2 separate regions of the Homo sapiens genome follow, and region 1 is linked to region 2. Evidence: read pairs that join two places in POLR2A ChIA-PET (ENCODE). Cell type or tissue: Panc1. All regions are shown on one strand. Each heading gives the region's core, and the rest is flanking DNA. Links, peaks and the distances in the headings are about the cores only. Region 1 overlaps NFIA (nuclear factor I A). Region 2 overlaps NFIA (nuclear factor I A).

Region 1 (2,930 bases), core at 99-2,598, 96 kb before region 2:
TTGTGGGGTTTCTAGTCCTTGTTCCTTAAGACCCAAGGAGTTCTTCACTTGCTCCTTTCTCATCAACAGAAAGACAGGGGCATAAAACATGCCTCCCTATCATTGGCGGAAAATGCCGATGGGACCTGACATGCCATAGTTTACCTGCCACCCCCAAATAGAAGCTATTATGCGTTATTTATTTATTTATTTATTTATTTATTTTGAGACGGAGTCTCGTTCTGTCTCCAGGCTGGAGTGCAGTGGCGCGATTTCAGCTCACTGCAACCTCTGCCTCCCGGGTCCAAGTGATTCTCCTGCCTCAGCCTCCTGAGTAGCTGGGACTAAGGCGTGGGCCACTGCGCCCCACTAATTTTTCTATGCTTAGTAGAGACAGGGTTTCACCATGTTAGCCAGGATGGTCTTGATCTTTTGACCTCGTGATCCGCCCGCCTTTTTTCTTTTTTTTTTTTTGAGACGGAGTCTCGCTCTGTCACCCAGGATGGAGGGCAATGGCGCGATCTCGGCTCACTGCAAGCTCCGCCTCCCGCGTTCACGCCATTCTCCTGCCTCAGCCTCCCAAATAGCTGAGATTACAGGCGCCCGCCACCACGCCCGGCTAATTTTTTGTATTTTTAGTAGAGACGGAGTTTCACCGTGTTAGCCAGGAGGGTCTCGATATCCTGACCTCGTGATCCGCCTGCCTCAGCCTCCTAAAGTGTTGGGATTACAGGTGTGAGCCACCGCACCCGGCTTCTTTGTTCTATTATTTAAATGTTAGATAGTTGGTAGTTCCTTAGATAGTTTTAAGCCTAACTAGACTCCTTATATATGCCAAATCCATATATCTAATAAATGTTTAAAAATAGTTTAGAAATAATTGAGGCTAGTGGTTGGAAAAAATTCTTTTACAAAGTATGCAAGCAATAATAAAGGGTAGAGGTTTTTTTTTTTTTGAGACTGAGTTTCGCTTTTTCACCTAGGCTGGAGATCAGTGACCTGATCTCAGCTTACTGCAACCTCTGCCCTGTGGGTTCAAGTGATTCTCCTGCCTCAGCCTCTCGAGTAACTGGGATTATAGGTGCCCGCCACTACACCCAGCTACTTTTTGTATTTTTAGTAGAGACGGGGTTTCTCCATATTGGCCAGACTGGTCTTGAACTCCTGACCTCAGGTGATATGCCCGCCTCGGCCTCCCAAAGTGTTGGGATTATAGGCGTGAGCCACCACGCCTGGCTGAGTTGATCAATTTCTTATCACTTAGTTTTGTTTAAAAATGTTTTAAAAACACAAGTTAATGCTGCTTTTTTACAAAGATGATCTATAAGTACACAGTCATGTTTGAGCAATATAGATCTTAATTGCCACATTAATTATAATAATAAAAACTTGCAAACAAACTCAGTGACCATCACAGAATTGGTTTCACAAATGATCCATCAATAACATGAAATACTATACGCCCACTGAAATGATTCTGTAGAAGAATACATAATAGGGAAAGGTGCTTGTGATACAGCATTATTTTTTAAAGGATTTCAAAAATACATATATATGTTTGGAAGAATAAATCCCTACATAGTAAAATTTTAAGGATTATTTTCCCAAGGTGATTTTATTTTCTTCTTTTTCCTAGAATGTATGTTACAAGTTTTACGTGATGACGGTATTTTCAATTCGTGGTTGATTGAATCCATGGATACAGAACCCACTGGCATGAAGGACTGACTGTGAGGAACTTGAGCATCCGTGGATTTTATCATCTGTGGGAATGTCTGGGAACGAATCCCCTGCAGATACCAAGCGACGACTATACTCCAACATACACCACTTTGTATATCAATTCGTGATTCTTTGACCTCTTGAAGTCGGTACATGAACATTCGGTGAAGAACCCCCATTTCCATTAGAAGATCCCCAAAGCTTCAAACATCTCTTACAATTGTAACATATTCAGAGATGCAGAAGCGAAGTGAGAATCAGCAACGCCTTACAAAAACAGAGTGGTACCTCCATTACAAAATATGTCTCTGCATATTTAGATATGTGTCTTTCTGTTTTACCTACTTAGCAACAATATGGTAAAAATGTTTGGCAAATGCTACTGAAAGAATGAAATATATAATCATGCCTTAGGAGCTTTCTGCCTTAAGGTTTTGCTGAACAAGAAGGAAATCAACATTTATTAAGTATCTTCTCTGTGCCAGTGACTATGTTAAACACTTTTAGGCATTACCTCATTTCTTCTTCAAAACAGTGCCATAATATAGGTATGACAACTGCCCTTTTAGGAGCTGAAGAAATTGAGGTTAGTGGATAATAAGCAGCCTGCCCAAAGTCCCAGAATTCTTAAGTGGCAGAGCTCAGACTGAATACAATGTCTAATTTTAGGCCTATATTCTGTTACATTTAAGAGTTTATAAACCACTGAAATGAGGTTTATTCTCATTCTGCAGTAAGACTGTGAGCCTTTCCCCTGCAAAGTAAAGGTTAATCATGTATGGGGCTGTGAGGCAAATGTTTCATACTGACATGTGCCTACCAAAGTTCCATTTCCCAATCTTGAGCTTTTCCCAACCAGATCCAGCTGAAGTCCTGTGGGTCCTTCCCCTCTTGACTTCAGCTCTGCTATGGATTATTAAGCAAAACTCATGTTTCTGAGCAGCTCTGGAAGCACAGCTAAAGGAATGCTAAGGAGAAAAAAGTATAGATCAACTATTCTAACCATAAATTTAATAATGACATATAGTTCTCTTCTGGGCATAATTATGTACATTAATAGAGTCCATACAGTAGATATAGCTATTGAAAAGTTTAATCGGCCAGGCAGGGTGGCTCACACCTGTAATCCCAGCACTTTGGGAGGCCAAGGTGGGTGGATCACGAGATCAGGAGTTCAAGACCAGCCTGACCAATGTGGTGAAACCCCGTCTCTACTAAAAATACAAAAC
Region 2 (2,930 bases), core at 157-2,656:
CCATCCGGCCCCAACTTTATCACTAAAGGTAATCGTTTCTTCTTTCATTATTATTTTCTTTCAACCATGACAATAAACACTTTTCAGCTAATAACTCATCAGTGGAAAGCTATTCAAATAATTTTACACTGATAACACAACAAACGTGGAACTGGAAAGAACCTTGCTGATAATTTGAATCTCTCAGTATTCAAATACCTGGAATGCCTGCTCCTCTTGCATGTCAAAATAGAAAATCCTTAAGAAGGATTTGTAATACAATTCTTCCTGTCTACACCAGACAGAATTGACTTTTCCTGTTTTTGTGCACCCATATCTCATATACAACACTCTCTACATCGTTCAACCACAGTATGTTTCCATTGTAAGACCTGGAGTTTCATAAGCATAGGACCCAGTCATACTTGTCTATGGATCCACAATGCCTAGCTAAATAGGTAGCCCACAGAACATCCTCACATTTGCCTCAATAAATGGTTGCTGAATTGACTTGAGTCAAAGGAAGCACTGAAGGCCAAGAAGCTGAACGACTGGCCAATGATCATACACAGCTAGAACAAGAACTCACTACACCAGCAGTCCTCTCTCTCCTCTTCCACACCAACTCCCTATATTACAAAACATGATCCTAATGGCTCATTATTTTATTGTCTTTCAAAACCAATTGTTCTTCCTAGAACACTGAAGCAACTCTTCCTCTAGGAGGAGGTATCTTTCTCAGCTTCAAGAAAAAGGAATCTGTTTTGCCCAGTATTAAATAATTTGATAAAAGCTGGTAAAACAGAAAGGTTTTTACACATGCAAATCTGCCCTTGCACCCAATTTCAATTCTCTTATTTTCCTGATCTATATTCCTGCTCTCCAGATGGACCATCAGCTTTATACCAATGCCAGCAACAGCTTGTGTATTGTTTGTTTAAAACAAAGATGATGGATTAAATATCATATGCAATGTGAGGAAAGAGGTTAAGGCTAATATTCCTGTTCTGAAATATATCATTAAGCCAAACCATGTAGCCTTCCCCCCTCACTGGATTTGTATAAATAAAGATTTAATTTTATTTTTCAGAGTCATAAGAGGAAGCATGCATTCATCTAGAATATGGAGCCTTTCCATCGCTCCAGATTTATTCTTGTTCTAAGGCATCATTACCCTCCAAATTATACAGACTTATGTCATTTCACTGAAACACTCATTCACCCATCACATGCCCAGATCCAACAGTAACACTTTTGTTTTAGAATTATGCCAAAATGAGCAAACTTGAAATTCTTTCACCTATATTTGAGTACTATGCAAAATGTCTTGAATCATCTCAAATAAATTCCAACCAAAAAATCTACAATTTCAATACAAAATATACAAACGAAAGAAATCACAGTGTAGGTCTCTCTCTCTGTACCCTCTGCACTATTACATGAAGCTGCCTACAAAACAGCTGCCAGTAGGATGGCCTGCGTATCAAAACCAGCCTCACTATGCAGGTTTCCCGCCCTGGCTGTGGGCTCTGTCCTATGTATTTGAATGTTGTCTCCATTAGAAAAATGATTTAAGGGAGGAAAAATTACATTTAGAAGCTAGAATGGAAGAACGTGCAAAATACAAAGATAATTCCATAAAGGGATTCTGATGATAGGATATCATTTAAGTAGATTATCATCAACGGAAGAATACTGATTAGGGGTTAGAAGTCCCACAGGGAATCTCTCTAGAAGAATCCAAAAGTAGAACTCTCCATTTCTCCTGGATACATGGACATACGTACTGAGTAGAAATGAAGAGCTTGGGCTGGGTGGGGGAGAGCATTAGGAAAAATAGCAAATGCATGCTGGGCTTAAAACCTAGAAGATGGCTGACAGGTGCAGCAAACCACCATGGCACACATTTACCTATGAAACAAACCTGCACATCCTTCACACGTACTCCAGAACTTAAAAATTTAAATTAAAAAAAGAAAAGAAATGAGCAGCTCATCTGGAACAGACAGAAATGCAGAGTCTAATCCTAGACACAGTCCACACATTGGTTTCTGGACCAAACATTCTATTACTCTGCCATTTCTACCAACTGGTCAGGTTAAAACTTTATTAAGGCTGGAATTTGGCCCTCCCCAGTTGCACCATGAAGAGAAAATATTTAAAGAAAGGTGTTTTGCAACTCCTTTGTTTGGGATTAGTGATACAATCTGTAGTGCTACCACCACTTTCTAGATGCCAGCTCAATTACCACCTTTTTTTATGTCAGGAGAGAATAGTAGGTAGGGTGTATGTCTAACGAGACACTCAGCAACACCGTGCAAACTCTGGGATACATGCAAGTTAGTCTAAAACTTTACAATATAACTCTTACAGCAACTTGACTGCTGAAAGCACAGTTAATCCAGTCTTACTGCACTATAACTCTTTACCAGTTTATAATACCGGATTGCCATCTTCTCTTGTTAGTTTGCACATGTGAGCATATTAGTAGACTAAAAGGCATACACAAGCATCCAGACAAATAAAAAGAAACTATGATACAGTATGTTCCCATTCGTGGTATTAAAAAAATGGCCACAAATACATGATGGGTAAAATGACACATTAATAAACTTAACTTTTAAATATGGAAAACTCCCATTCACAATCACAAAATATACATTTTATGTAGGACCTGGATGCTAAAATGTGCGTTAAATGAAACCTATGGTCCCTTATAACTATAACATCCTATGATGCTTTGAGTGTCTTTTTATGTATGTATTTGCTTGGATTTTTTTTCTTGTCAGGGAAGGTAGCTCCAGCCTCCTTCTGGAATAGCTTTCCACCTACATATCTTCCTACTGCAATGACACAAGTTGAGCTGACTGCACAGTGATGTAACTTCAGGATTAAAAGAAAATGAAAAAGAGAGTTCTACCCCAGTCCTTCATGCTATCACCACCAGGGTC

What was found. ChIA-PET counts read pairs that join two places held together with the same protein. Peaks named below come from ENCODE experiments on the same cell type or tissue, not always from the same donor. Only the 100,000 strongest peaks of a DNase experiment are listed, where the experiment ranks them.
Region 1: POLR2A ChIA-PET joins it to region 2 with 6 read pairs; 4 of 35 experiments call an interaction of 5 or more read pairs at or near these places.

What each region holds. Positions count from the first base shown.
Region 1 is chr1:61,217,237-61,220,166 of GRCh38, reverse strand. All of the region lies in intron 2 of NFIA (nuclear factor I A), which reads right to left. Among named protein-coding and RNA genes, the nearest start is that of NFIA-AS1, 35 kb to the left of the region's middle. In Panc1, for the core only: no CTCF peak of the experiment used is centred there; no DNase peak of the experiment used is centred there.
Region 2 is chr1:61,121,787-61,124,716 of GRCh38, reverse strand. All of the region lies in intron 2 of NFIA (nuclear factor I A), which reads right to left. Among named protein-coding and RNA genes, the nearest start is that of NFIA, 41 kb to the right of the region's middle. In Panc1, for the core only: no CTCF peak of the experiment used is centred there; no DNase peak of the experiment used is centred there; H3K27ac peaks cover 28 bases.